Linked DNA regions of Mus musculus: region 1 is linked to region 2. The links are chromatin contacts, found by Hi-C or POLR2A ChIA-PET in ENCODE. All regions are on one chromosome and are shown on one strand. Each heading gives the region's core, a stretch centred on a gene start or an enhancer-like site at or near the end of the contact. The rest is flanking DNA. Distances are from core to core; before and after follow the strand shown.

Region 1 (7,098 bases), core at 3,406-5,905, 220 kb before region 2:
GGGTCACTACTCTAGAAGGACACTGAGTCATACACCTAAAAAGCACTGGTGTTCAGGGAAGCAAGGATTCGAACCCAGTGCTGTGAGTTCCAAAGGCCTTGCTTGAATCTACAACATACTACAGAAAGTCTCAAACACATTCAGCCCCCAGCAGCCCCAGGGTCGACACCAAGAGGCAGCTGGAGTAAAGTGCACTAGAGAAATGGCTCAGAGGTTAAGAGCACTTGCTGCTCTCCCAAAAGGATGCAGGCTCAGCTCCCAATACCGACACAGGGCAGTTCGCAACAACAGAGCAGGTGTGATGCGCATGCTTGTGCGCCCGCCTCCCTGTAAACATGATGAGATTTTCATGCTGGAGGTGACAGCGTGGAGAGGTAGAACTGGTCCTCGTGATGAGACTAGAGCCCTTATGAAGAGCCCATGCAGGGACTAGCGCAACCACCCAAAAGGTTGACAGCACTTGCTGCTCTTCCAGGGGAGCCAGGTTCAATTCCCAACACCAACACTGGGCAGCTCACAACCACCTGTAACTCTAGCTCCAAGAGACCTAATGGCCTTTTCTGGTACACATGGACCATGGACACATGAGGTGCATATACACTCAGGCACACATACATGCACATTAAATCAATCAATCAATCAATCAATCAATCAATCTTTGTAAAAGGTGAGTGTGTGTGTGTGTGCATACCTATGAGTTCTCATTAAGAAATCAACAGTCTTCAGCCCAGAGCAGACCCTTACCACACACAGCCTGACCATGATAACCTGTCTAGCCCCGTGGAGAGAGCTCTCAATGTCTCTGCCCAGTGGTGTTGCTTCCATCCCCACTTCCTTGGAGGTGATGAGCTACAGTCACCAGATGAGTAAGATTTCTCAGGATCTCCAGAGCACTGTGTAATTTCTCTCCCTGACCTCATGTCTGTCACATCACATGACACGACCTTAGTTCCGGCTCCTCCCCGAGAGTCCCGCTTGAGGCTTGTCAGGAGCTCAGGGATCTGCAAAGAGGAGCTGTGGACCATAAGCTGAATGCCTTTCAGCTTATGTGTGAGGCACTGCTCACTCTGGGTTCCAGTTCACTCTGAGCCAGATTAGAGAGATGAATGACTATCCGAGCATCTCTGAGGGAAAACACACCAATATCCTTCCCGGCTTATACTAAGTGGGAACTACAGTGGCACCCAACTGCTGGGAGTCAGAGACACCAGGACTCAAGTCACTTTCCAAGCAACTCGCACCTCTCATTGGCCTGGTTTTCTCATGTGCCTCGTGGGGCCGCTGTGGGGTTCGATGAGTCCATCTCCTAGCCTAGTTCAAGGAATAATACTCAGTAGATGTAAGTCACTTTTATTTTCCCATAAAGGTTCCTTGCTGGCTCACTAAGGGCTGAGAACGCTACTTTACAATGATGGCAACGGAACCTCCCCCGGCAGTTTGGTTCACTGTTCCACGAATGGAAAGCGCTGGATGGATTTATCCCATGTTCTAGAAGATGCTCAGGGTCAACCTGGAACTTGAGCTGGGACACGGGTGTTCTCAAATTTTGGATCTGTATTCATCCTGCATAATTTTCCTTTAGTCAGAACAATACATGCCACTGACCTTACAGAGGCTCATCCACCCACAGCCTCAACTCCATGGTCCACCATATAATAGCTGTGGTTGTAGTCACAGCCTGTCAGCTGCACCCACTGGGGCTCAGTGGAGACGCCCTTTTTGCAGTATCAGTTAGGTCTTCCATTCTGTCTCTGTCTGACCCTCTTACAGAGTTCAACCCAGTCCCCACACAAGATGGCTCTGCTGCTGTCCACAAACCTTATACACAGGATCCATCTGTGTTTGGCCAGGAAGACTGTGAAATAACATCAGTGGGATGTTCCCAGCCTTAACTGGGAAAATGCTAGATAGATTGCCATTAATCTAAGTTCACAATATACCCCTGAAGAAATATCCCTCACAGTGGGAGAAAGACAAGCACCATGATGAATGAATGATTCCCTGCCCCGCCATGCTCTCTGGACAGAAAGACACCCAGGCACAAGACGCCCTGCCTTGAGCACAGTCTGAATCCATGTCATGCTAGAAGAATTCCATGCAGTTAGTTTGACACAAAGGCCTGTGTGTGTGTGTGTGTGTGTGTGTGTGTGTGTGTAAACTTGCTCAGGAGGAAACCTTTCCTAACTAGAATTGTGTTTTACAGTACACTTATTGCTCCGTTTTGGTATATTTCTTGTCCTTTCCCAAACTCAAGTATAAAACCTGCACAAATTCATGCTTCAATGACTGAAAATACCCACAGGCAAGAGTGTGGTCATGCTAAATGCCAGACAGGGGCTACTACAAGCTGTACACACCAGACTCTAACTGGCCACACCAGAGCAGGTCCTTAAGTAATTACCTCTGCATCCTCCAGGGTCATATGAGTCTGACCATCCTTTACAGAATTCCTCTTCTGCCTTGCTTTAGATCCATTCCAGAAAGGAGGGAATGTGAATTCCTACACGGAGCAGACAGCATCTTTTTGTAATCTCTCCCTCACCCGCCATCTTTAGTCTTTAATCCCTCTCCTGTCCTGATTCCCTTCTGGAATGGAAAGGATAGGGACAATTTTCTCAGAATCCAGGCTCTCGAACACTGCGACATTCCAAAAGTTTCTTGGATACTTTACTCTGTCTTTATACCCTATTAGGGACTCTTTGCTCCAGGATCCATTCCACCTAAGACTGTTTTTAACTTCCTCCTCTGTGTGCATGGGATGCAGGGAGATCGTAGTGAAAGTTTTATATGTGCAATGTGAACACCATAAATCAGGGCCCTGGCAGTATTTAAATCTGTGAAATGCAAAGGGAATTTAAATAACAAGTCAGCCACACAGGCAGGTGGCCCCGAAGCTCTGGAATGTGCATCTCACGCTAACAGCTCGCACGTTTATATTAAGGTACTAGAAGCAGCCAGCAGAAGGAGAAGAAGGTGTTAACAATGACTGCAAATATTTCCTTAAGGATACATTTCCTCTATTTCCTCCAAACATAAATCCTGACAGCATGAATTCTGGATTTATTCACAGAGAAGACTGCTTTTAATTTATTGGATGATATGAAAAAGCCATTCTCTAATCTATACTGGGATAGCATATTGGTTAAGGAGATGTACTTAGCAGAGTAAATTACTTTTGTAAAGGAAAAGCTTAAACTACAAAACCAGCCCATTGCTAATGCACACCTTCCATTGGGCTTGGTGTCAAAAATGGCATTCTGTTACTGTCTTTTCCTAAGAAGATACATCTTCTTACATTGTTACAGGTCGTACTCAGCTCTTGGGACACACCTTCTTTGACTCCCTGGAAGGACACTTATTGAAGTGGGAGGGAGATTAGGGGAAAGAACTTTTTGCCAGTTCTTGGCTCTGGGAAACTGTATCTTGACTCTCTGGATGGCTGGAATGGAAACTCACTTTCTGCACTTTAATCCAATCACAGCAATCATGGTCCCATTGGTGAATGCCCAGTATGTGGCGGGCCTTATAGCATGTGAATATTTTCTGATATGTGATCTCATCTGCTACTTGCAAAGAGTCAGCATTTGGATTTTTCTCTTTATAACAGATACAACAGAGGCAGGGGGGCCGGAGGAGGGTGGGGTGGGTAAGCACTCTGACTCTGGTCACAGAGTTGGAAAGAGACAGAGGCAAAGTTGACCGACATCTTGCGGGGTTTCATAGATATTGATTCAACAGTTGGCCAGAGCTTAGTGTTCCTGTTCCTCGTGCCTGCCTGCTGCTACATCAGCTCGACCCATGTCCTCTCTCTAATCTATTGTCCCGGGAGATGGAACTTCTTTCAGTATCAAATCCAGTCTAGGCACGGCAGCCGGGTTCTAGGGATATTCCTGTGATAGGTTGGACATTGTGCATAGATTTCCATACTACCATAGCTTTACGGCAGGGCAGCTCTCCTCCCTCCTTGTTTTAACAGAAGGGAAACTGAGAGCTTTTCGGGCTCTTCTCCAGCACTTAGTAAGCTGTTTGCTTGGCTGGACACTATGAATTTTTATCACCCATGGTTACTACTTCACTTTATCTTTCACACTTTTGCTTTTAGAGAGGTGTGAGAAATATTAATATGGCCCTTAAAGAAACAGAATTCAGAGGAGAGAGGTTCACTTCTTAAGCGGCCCTATATAATAATACCGACAGAAAGATTCAGTCAGCTTTCAGCCTGCGGACACCACCCACAATGCTCAGAGAATTAATTCCACAGAATTGAAAATGCTCATAAGACTCTTCCACACCTGCCCCAAATATGTTCTACCCAAGGTGTTAGGATCAAAATGACAGAAGCAGCATCCCCTACCCAATGGATACCATCACACTGAGCAGGGCCCAAAGTTCCAGGCATTCTTATGGCCTATTTCCCCCTTTTGCCCCTCTTGAGTAGCCTGTCTGTTATATCCTGGTGTTCCCAGAGGCTCTAAGCCAGTGACTCTTGAGAATACTTTTGAGTCAACAAGTCACCAAAACCATCATCCTCTTTTAGATTTGACCTTTTCCATGACCTTGCACTCAGCCACATCAGGCACACCCTGCTTACTGCTAGGGAGTGTAGAGGACAAGCTGGCTTGGCCAGGACATCCTTGGTTCCTGGGAACGGAACAGTTCTCTTTCCATGGCTCTGAGCCAGTGTGAAGGTGAAAAGTGTCAACCGCCCAAGAGCTTCACAGGAGCTCACAGATCTCTTTCTAAAACGACATGTATCTCTTTCCCTTTGTCACTTCCGGGGGACGGGGGAGGGGGAGGGCGGAGAGAAAGAGAGAGACAGAGATACATAGAACACACAGAAAGACAGAGACAGAGAGACAGAGACATAGAGAGACACAAAGGGAAGACTCCTATGAAGAGAGAGAGAGACAGAGACACACAGAGAGAAACATAGAGACAGAGAGACAGAGGCAAAGACAGAGAGACAGACATACACAGAAAGGTAGAGAGACACACAGACAAGAGAGATAGAGAGACACAGGCATAGAAGAGACACACAGAGAGAGACAGAGAGAGACAGAGAGACAGAGAAACAGAGAGAGAGACTGTGACAGAGACAGGAGACACACAGAGAGATACAACGACAAAAGCAATAGAGACAAAGGACAGGAGTCAGAGAGAGATTGCTGGAGACAGAGAGGGTCACAAACAGAAATGAAATACATAGACACGGGGAAGCAGAGACATGAGACAGATACGAGAGACACATAAAGAGAACACACCACACACACACACACACACACACACACACACACACACACACATACATTCAGTAGTTACATCAAAGGAAAGGCAACTAGAAAGTAACATGTTTGAGCAGAGAATGGTCCCTGTTAACTTCTGGAGCCTCTTAGTGGTAAGCTCAGCAGCTTTCGATGTCTGCTGCCTTTGTGTGGGATAAGTGTCTTTCTCCATTGGCCAGGTGGGGAAACAGAGGCTCACAGAGGAAAAGCAGCCTAGCTAAAGCTCACAAAGCTACAAACCTGGTCTAACTACAGAACAGTGAATAAAACCCAGGTTCGCCATGACATTTACTGCGTGGCTTTGTCTAGAGTTGGCTGCACGCATCTGGAGAGTCTTCAAGGTTGATTCTTCAATCCTGAACCCAGAGTTGATCTTTGCTTCCCTTTAGCATGAAGTGATGATATAGGCAGCCAGGGGAAGATTTGCTTTTTAGTGAAGTAGAACTGAATCCTTCAAAAGATACATGATCCCAAAGTTAGCATCCCAAGGTGGGTGAAGTACAAAAAGAGGCAGTTTCCAAAATAAGAAATTCAAAATTAAAACAGCTAACAACCACCATTCTTGAAACCTACAAAGAAAAAAAAAACCACTTAAAAATAATAGTTCGGTATGCTTAAAAACACATGTAGAAGTAACCACTCCTTATATAGTCTAAACTGCTCACATGTTCAGCCTCTTTAGAAGACAATGTGCCAGGGCCTACCACTGATAATCTCTACAGCCTCTGACAAGTATCTCAAGTGTTCACCCAAGGAAATAATTATGGTTTGTTTTTTTAATGAATTGATAAGTTGCCAATAATAATATAAGCTTTAACGTCATCCAAATGTTCAACAAAAGACAGAAATTAATAAATTATGGTTACATTTATGTAATGGCATCCTTGGCAGATCTCAAAAGGCATTTTGTAGAAGATGATTTAATGGCGTGGGAAAGCACCCGTGATATATCGCTATGACAACAACGTGCCATTTGTGAAGAGAATAACAGATTAAAATCCATGCCTAAAAAAAGACAGAATAAATAAGCAGAGTCAACATGAATAGTAATTATGCATGTTGCATCCTTTCTTTGTGGCATATCTTCATAAAGATGTCCATCCTCTTCTTTATCCTTTCAGCAAATGTGCATGTGAAGGTCGACGAAACACAGTGTATCCAGACAGACAGAGGATAGCTAGGCAGCTAGGATAAAGAACAGAGCCGACCAGCAGCCGGGGAGGCAGCCACAAAGTGCTTGATGTGCAAGCGTGAGGACCAGAGTTCCATCCCTTCTGTGCTTGTTAAAAAGCCAGGTGTGGCTGTGCATAACTTATAATCCCAGTACTGGAGAGGCATAGACAGGAGGATTCTTGTGGCTGGTTAGTCCCAGTCTAGTCAGCAAGTCCCAGACCAGTGAGAGACTCTGTCTCAACAAATCAAGGTGAGAACTGACACCTTCAACTGACCTCTGCTTTCTGCTCCTGTGTGCAGCCATACACAGATCACAAACACGCACACATGAACATGAGAATGAAAAAGCAGATTATCACCTCATAAGGGCAATGGGCCTCTGGGAAATTGATCCACCTCTAAATCCTCTAAAAACATCTCAGGAGGCAGAAAGAAGGTCACAGGTTCTACTTCAGTCCAGCGAACCGTGACACTGTAGCCTTCCTGCCAGCCGGCTGCAGGCTCACCGACAGGCATCCAGGTATTTGAGCTTTTCCCAACCAGTGACATAAGTACGCTTCCGGATATATTCCAATAGGTCTAAGTTTTCTAGGAACCTCAAACTTCAGAGAAAAGGAAGTGGGCTGTGTTGTAATTAGCACCG
Region 2 (7,340 bases), core at 4,445-6,944:
GTACACAGTGAGAGTGACATGTGCTAGTAAATACAGCTGTTTCAAGTAAAAACGGTATGGAGGCAGACACTGGGAATCAGAAAAAAAGGGACCGTTTATAGAAATATGGAAGGTCGGTGAACCCAGAAAGTCAGGACCAAGAATTCCCCATGAAGCTCCAACCTACCCCTCCTCTAAATAAAGAAATAAAATACATTCTTTATTTAAATAGAACACAAAGCAGCGTGCAGATGAAAAAGACAGAAGAAGCCACTCCAACCATAACTCCTTCTGGATGGGACAGAGAGGCCGACCTGCGCTCAGCGGCCGGGGCAGGATGGAGAGACAGATGCAAAGAGAAGGAGGCCAAGCATGAGTGTACTGGGCACAGCCTACAGCCCATGTGCAGGCGGCGATGAGCCTGCTTCCACCGGGCTTTGTGCTGGAACAAAATTTCGAGTGAACATCCTAAGCCATCCAGCTGGACAGAGACCGAAATGAGCGAATGGAAACACAGCCGTAGCATCACAAGTCTGTGGAGGGCTCCTATGTGCTGGGTACCGTTAAGTACTTCCTAGACAAGATCACTTTAATCCCTCCCAAAAGGGAACTGGTATTATGCATACTTTACAGCTGGATACATTGCAGTTGGGTAAACAATCCCAGCCATGAAAATGAATGGACAATATGGCAGGCACCGTGCAGAGCACACTGTGAGGACTGCCTCAGGCTGCAGCCCCGTGTGACTATCATCTCTGTGTTACAGGTGTGGAAGTGAGCTACAAAGGGATTAAACATACTGCAGTCCAGAGAGGCCCAGAGGTGCAGAGCAGGCGTGCATGCCACAGAACAGGCCTCCAAACCCAAGCTTTGGCTCCAAAGCTGCCAGAAGCCCATGTTCCAAACGGCCTAGAGGGCAACGAAGGATTCTTGCCCAACCTCACCAGGCTCTTTATTTCCACTTTCCCAAATGTGCTGTGGGTGGGGTGGGGGGTGGGGGGTGAATTCAGACAATAGAACTACAGAGAAACAAAATAACAATGCAAAACCCAGGGCAGAATGGAAAACCCAGACGACCAGCAGAAACAAAACTCAATAATGACCCTCCAAATACACATCAATTAATGCCAGGAGAGTGGCAATCAAAAACCACAGAGAGCCCAGGATGCCACTGATGAGGTCCTGATTAGAAAGTCCAGGGGCAGAAGTAGTCAGGATCACTGGCTCTTTCCATTGGCATGTGCACAGTAGGAGTGTTGCAATGTTGCTAAGCAACGCCTAGCAATGAGACTTCAGAGTGGATCAGGCAGTAAGAGTCTTGGGGGAAACTCTACCAAGGCAGTAATTCTAGTTCATGAAATTCGAATTTTAGATAACAGTATCTCATGTAATAGGCTACTAGGAGGTAGCCCTTAGCCACTCGTCAAAATGCAAATCTCTGAGAGCCCATCCTGCCCTGTTTTTTAGGTTCATTCAAGATATAGTTGTTGAAAACTTCCCAGGTGCCAAACACTGGCCTAGGCACAGATGAAGAGTGAATAGGTGATTACACAAGGAAAAAGTCACCAAGCCCACACTCCAATCCTACTTTAAGGAGAGAAGCCCAGAGGTACAGTGGGCTGGAGGACAGATCCTCCTGGCTCAGGAGTGACTCAGGAGAGACCCGTGCTTCTCTGAAAAGCCACATCACCATGGTTGGTCCAGAGAGGCCCCATACTTGCCATATAGTCTCTGGTCCCCTAAGCTGGCCCTGAAGGCTGGGAGTACCAGAAAACGCTAGGCTTGGCCGTTGAACATCTTGGAAAGTCTCCCACTTGACCTCTGGACCTCTGTGGTCAAGTGAGGGAAGGCCTATGACATGGTGTCGGTTTTTATTGGACCCAACCACCGGCAAAGCTCGCTGTCATCTGGAGTGATGGAGAAAATTAAGTTACCACGTTCTCACGTTTCAGACTCTCGCCCGCTCTCCTTAGCAAACAGGAAATGTTTATTTAAATACAGCAGTTTCCAGCATGTTCTGGAGCCAAGTGGAAAAAAGCAAAGATGTCCACTCCGACTCCCACTGCCACCACCTAGCTGTGGGTGAGAGGTGGGCCTCTGCCTGCCTCGGCGAGGCTGGGAGAAGGGGCCCCACATGGGGGTTCATTCTCATCCAGGCGGAGGCTGTGGTCGAGGAAGAATTACATCTGTGGGTTCTTTCTGTACTCAGAAGGACAAATGCAACATCTGTTTACCCTGCACTCCCTGGTAAATGTTTTGTCTCAAGAAACTCCATCCACTTCCTCTCCTTCCTGGGCCTCTGTCTTTGCTGCTCGGATAATAAATGACACTGAATTCTCCCCTCCGTTTATTTAGCTTGCTTGTGGGTGTCACCTCCTCCTCTAGGAGGGGAAAAACTGTCAGTAGTTTATAAAAGACAGGCATTCCTTCTCTGTGTGATGTGCTGACATTATGGGGAAGAACTTGGAACACAGACAATCCCCCAACTCTGATAGTGACTTAATGACGAGCAATTCAGACCCCACTCCTAGCTGGAAGCCAAGTCCAAATGGGAACTACATCCTTCCCGCTCAAGCTGCCCTTAAGGGCATATGACTAGGGGAGACGCGCGCGGCACGCGCGCGCGCACACACACACACACACACACACACACACACACACACACACACTCCTTCACAAGAGTACTTTCTGGAAGACAGTATCAGAAATGGAGGCTGGGGAAAGCACCGCGTCTTTGTTTTACAACAGTTTCACCAGTGGGGATCAGAAGCCAGACTGTTGGAAGGTCATGAGCTTCTAATGGTTCTGCTGATAAAAATCAGTGTCCCGTGACTAAAGGACCCCCCAGGGGACTTAAAGGGTTCATCAAAAAAGGTTCCCACTTCCGACCTTTGCCCACATCCTTTAAGCTGAAGTGCTGGTTTTCCTTTGTGTATGCAATGATTTTATGGACGAGGGATAGGAATGCTATAGAAGCTTCAAGCAATGTTTATTGAATGGAAGGGAGGGGGGATGACAAATTTGAAATCCTTAATGTGGTGTCGAAGAACAGTTCCACAACGCCCCATTAGAGTCTTTGAGGGCCCGATGGGTGGCGAAGGGCTGTTGGTGGGCTGCCCTTAAACCCGAGGTGGCCCTGACCCTGCTTGTCCTTAAAAGGCTCCAGTCTTAGAAAGACACTAAGAGCTCAGCCTTGGTAGCTCTGTCTCAAGCATGCCCTTACAGCAGTGACCAACGCTACACTAGGCAACCACAGACGTGGCAGAGCAGCACCTACTTTGCCCATGATGGGCAGTCACCATGGCTATAGCAAGAGGGACCCCTGGGAATGCCTGGATTCAGGTCTTTATCAATTGTCTACAGCTGCAGAGCGAAGGAGATGTCCCAAGTCCTCAGGGTCTCCAGGGGGAGTGGCTGGTGGCATACTGGCTGCAGGTGTTGAAAACTTCCGACTAGCCAGAAGAGAGGGGCCCGCTGTTCTGATCCTCCCAAGCTGACTCTGTGATTCTGACTACGGAAAATAATGACCCCAAGTAAAAAGAGCTGGTGTTAAAGCAAGATGAATGATGGCAGTATATACCAACAGCAGAGGCAACCTGGTGCTACAGGAAGACTCAAACCCAGCCAGGCCCTCTCATGACGGTCTGTTTATAGAGATCTTGGCCCAAACTGACTCTGGTTCTAAGGAGTCTACAGACTGGTGGGAGACCTGGGCTTAGAAGCCTGGCAGGCTGGGACTAACCGGTTACATGACCATGGATGCAGGACAGATGGGATGAGGCCGAGTAATGAGTATTGGCTATGTAAGAAATAGGACCGTGGGAGGTTCAAGGAAGAAGGGAAATGCAACATGTCTCAGGGAAGCACCCACTAAACATTTATCATCTCACTAACTCGTCTGCAGCATTCATGTGAGAAGGGGAACTTAGTTTATACATACCTAAAAATACCATTTAAATGAGATTTTTCACAAATAGGGTCTAATACAAAACCTGAATGAAGGTGTGGATGCCTGGATTCCAGCCCCTTTCTCTGGTGGCATATTTGCCCTGTTTTATTGGGCAGGTCGGTTTGCATTTCTGATCCTAATTTCCTGGTGTTAATGAAGACTCAGGGCCAGCCCTCCAGAATTTCTACAGTCTAAACAACAGAACAATCACTGCACTTTGAAAACAACAAACAAAAGAAAACACCCAGAATAAAGAAAGCATTTCTAGGAAGTCTCTGCCTAGACAGCCAAGAAGAAGAAAGGGGGAGGTGTGGGGAGGCGGTAGGGGTGATAACAGTGGTGGGCAGCTAGGACAACCCGGCTCTTTCCTGACCTGAAGTAGGCAGGACTGAAGAAGACCCGTATGCTAACCCTGAGACAGGCTGGGTAGAGAGCAACTGGGCAGTGCAATGGCTGGAATTGTGACTAGGGCAAGCCTTCACCCACTCAGAGGCTCCAGCTCCCTCCACCACCAGGGCTCCATACTCCCTCACCCCGCCCCCAACTGTGGACTAAAAGGAGCCCACCCCCGGAGGCCAAATTTTGAATTTGGTCGTGAGGATCAAAATGATAAATCTTTCCAAAACGCTGACATAAGAAAAGTAAATATTTGGTTGCACAATTGGGGTTAAAACGAGGGTCAATCCACCCCACTCTCCAAGAGCCTCTCCGCTAGCTGCCAACCCCAGGATCCGAGGCTGAGTGCGGTTTGTAAGATTATAGCGCTAGGTCTCATTTAAAGGGCTGTCAGCATTTCCATTCTCCGGCCCGTTTGGGGAGGCATTTATAACCCGGCCATAAAAAATTCACCCGGGCTGCAACTTGGCATCCCCAATGCTGCACTCCAGGCAGGGAGGGTGTTGAGAGCACCCACTCAGAATCCGTCCGGTTTTTCAGAAGTTAAGACCTCTTTCGTACACACTCAACTTTCCTAGCAAGGACAGCCACACAGCAGCTGGCCCATTCTGATCTCCAGGAGGGTCGCAGGTTTTTTTTTTGGGGGGGGGGCGAGGGGGTCCGGGAAGGAGGCTCTCAGGTCTCTGCGATCGAAACTCCCCATCTCCGTCTAGCTTGCTACCTCGCCTCTCCCTCTTTAAGAAGCAAGGGGTAATGGACCCCTCATACCCAACCCCAAACCTTGAGACCACCACGCTCTCTGACACCCCCCCACTCCTCCGCGCTAGCCTTCTGCTAGCTTTATTCTCCCGATCTGTCAGCGGATAAGCCCCCGGTGCCCTCAACCAGGGAGGCACTACGCGGTCCCATCGCGGGGGCAACTCGTACACTTCTCTCCACACCTGCCCAAAGCCACGCCACCCCCAACTTATTGAGCGTGTCTGACAGCAGGGGTAGGGGAGTAGGGATCGTCCCCCATGCACCGGAGAGGAAAGAAGGACCTGCGCCCTGAGGGCGACTCTGTAGGAGCCAGCCGGGTGGGTGGCCTGAGCGGGCGGGCGGGGTGGGTACTCACAGGCGCTCTGCGTTGCGGGGGATGCCCCGAGGAACGGCGCGCAGGCCCAGCCCGTGGCAGTCCACGCTAGCGGCGGAGCAGGTACACTTGGTGGGGCAGGCGGCAGCAGGGGGTCCGCTCAGGATGCTCGCAAGCGCCAAGCCCAGCGCCAGGCGGGCGCGCACAGCGGCGCCGGCCCCGGTCCGGCCGAGGGCCATGGTGCACAAGCGCCCGCACCCAGAGGAGGATGCCTGGCGAGGCGGGACACGAGGAGCCCGAGGAGGCGCGCGGGCGGCCTGGGGGGCGGGCGGCGGAGTTAGCGCGGAGGAGGGGCGGGCGCGGCGCTCAGGCGCACGGGGTGCGGGCGGAGCGGGGCGCGCCGGGCGGCGGCGGCAGCAGCTCCATCCGTGGGGCTGGCGCTGCCCCGCTGCGCATCACTCACGGTGCCCAGGTACCGAGCGCCCTCGGGTCCCTCTGGGTCGCCGGTAGAGGTGAGGGCTCTGTCTGGGTCCTGGACTGAGCGCCAGGGAGCACCGTGCCCCGGGAAGTCCGGCTCAGGGCTGGGCTGCGGAGCACAGAGGCGGCTGGGGCACGGAGTGGTCCGGAGAGCTAGCCGGCGCTCGCTTTCTCCATTCACTGAGCAGGGTAGACACCGGAGACGCGGGGCCCGGCCCCTCCCGCCCCCCTCCCAAAACACCAGCTCCGCCTCCCATTGGCTGCGCTGAGCGTCACGTCGACTAAGTTGGGAACTTTGCTGGAGCAACCAAGAGCCTGTAGGGAGGAGGCAGCAGGGGAGCTAGAGAGACCCAACTGGGAAGGAAAGGGACTTGGCCAGCCCGGGCCGCCAGGAAAGAAACATTGAAATTCATTTATTCTTGGGAGCCAAGAACTGATAAACCTCGTGGCTTCATTTTTTTTTTTTAATTCAGTCACCGAGCTGGATACAGAATACCCACATGGGAGCATCAGAAACTAGGCTTCATGTTTTAGGTGAAAGAGTCAAAGTTGGACTAAGTGAAATGATTATCCGAGACCATACAGCTACTAGGCATTCTGTACCCTGACACATTTATCCGTGGAAACTTTGCCCCTACCCTAATTAGTGTTCACAGCTAAGGCCAACAACTATTTCCTAGAGGACTTACAGATTAGAGAACACTACACAGACACACAGTCACAGTCAGTCAGTCAGTCAGTCAGTCAGTCTGTCTGTCTATCTCTCTGTCTCTCTCTCTCTCTGTAGTAAATGTAAGAACTTGGACCCCGGTATTGACACCATCACTTCATCTGCTTCCTGTCTAGGGGACTAAGGGGCAATCATGTCACCTGCGGACCTTTATTTCCTTATTTCAAGGTGCCACCGTTCTGACAGACTTCCCTTGCACATCAAAGAAAAGAACGTGATTTTATAAAATAGTGCAGTAGCATGCAAGGGACCTATTCCCCATCCCCCTCCTCCCCAGCCTTGCCTTCATTCTGCCAGTGCCTGCTCTAAATTGGCTGGTCTGAGCTTTTCCAGATGCCGGTGGGGAAGGGCCATGTTACAGGCTCCATACATACTTGTAGGAATGATGTTGTTTGTTTGTTTGAAGGGAAGGGGCAGGAACTGGAGGAAATATTGCCCAGACTTCCTTGAGATCCTCTTGTACTGGAAAGGTCTGAAATAGCCTTGGTTTTACACACACACACACACACACACACACACACACACACACACACACTACACCCCCCCACACCCCTATACTCTTAACTATAAAACACATGCACTTTCACACACAAAAAATATGCAGTCACATACAGAGAAGAACATGTATGTTCACATACCACTAACCACTATGCGCCTGAGAACTCTCTTTTCCCTCATATGAATGCTACTCAGATTCTTCTATTTTCCTTAAAGGAAACTTTTAGCTACTTGACTAC

The links. A loop is a pair of places that touch in the nucleus more often than their neighbours do. ChIA-PET counts read pairs that join two places held with the same protein, here RNA polymerase II (POLR2A).
Region 1: a map of left cerebral cortex shows a loop between it and region 2 (3-fold over the local background). The contact joins the enhancer-like site here to the promoter of Slit3 in region 2. A Hi-C loop is called at or near these places in 1 of 37 maps with a recorded cell type or tissue (left cerebral cortex). POLR2A ChIA-PET finds 5 or more read pairs at or near these places in 1 of 5 experiments (embryonic stem cell).

Annotation. Positions count from the first base shown.
Region 1 is chr11:35,338,473-35,345,570 of GRCm38, reverse strand. All of the region lies in intron 4 of Slit3 (slit guidance ligand 3), which reads right to left. Among named protein-coding and RNA genes, the nearest start is that of Gm46277, 54 kb to the right of the region's middle. Within about 2 kb of position 4,655, at least 1 of the 3 ENCODE cell types and tissues checked has a DNase peak (open chromatin) inside an H3K27ac peak, as active enhancers do.
Region 2 is chr11:35,119,810-35,127,149 of GRCm38, reverse strand. Slit3 (slit guidance ligand 3) reads right to left here and starts at 5,694. Exons shown (of 36, transcript NM_011412.3): 1 at 5,439-5,694. The coding sequence starts at 5,635.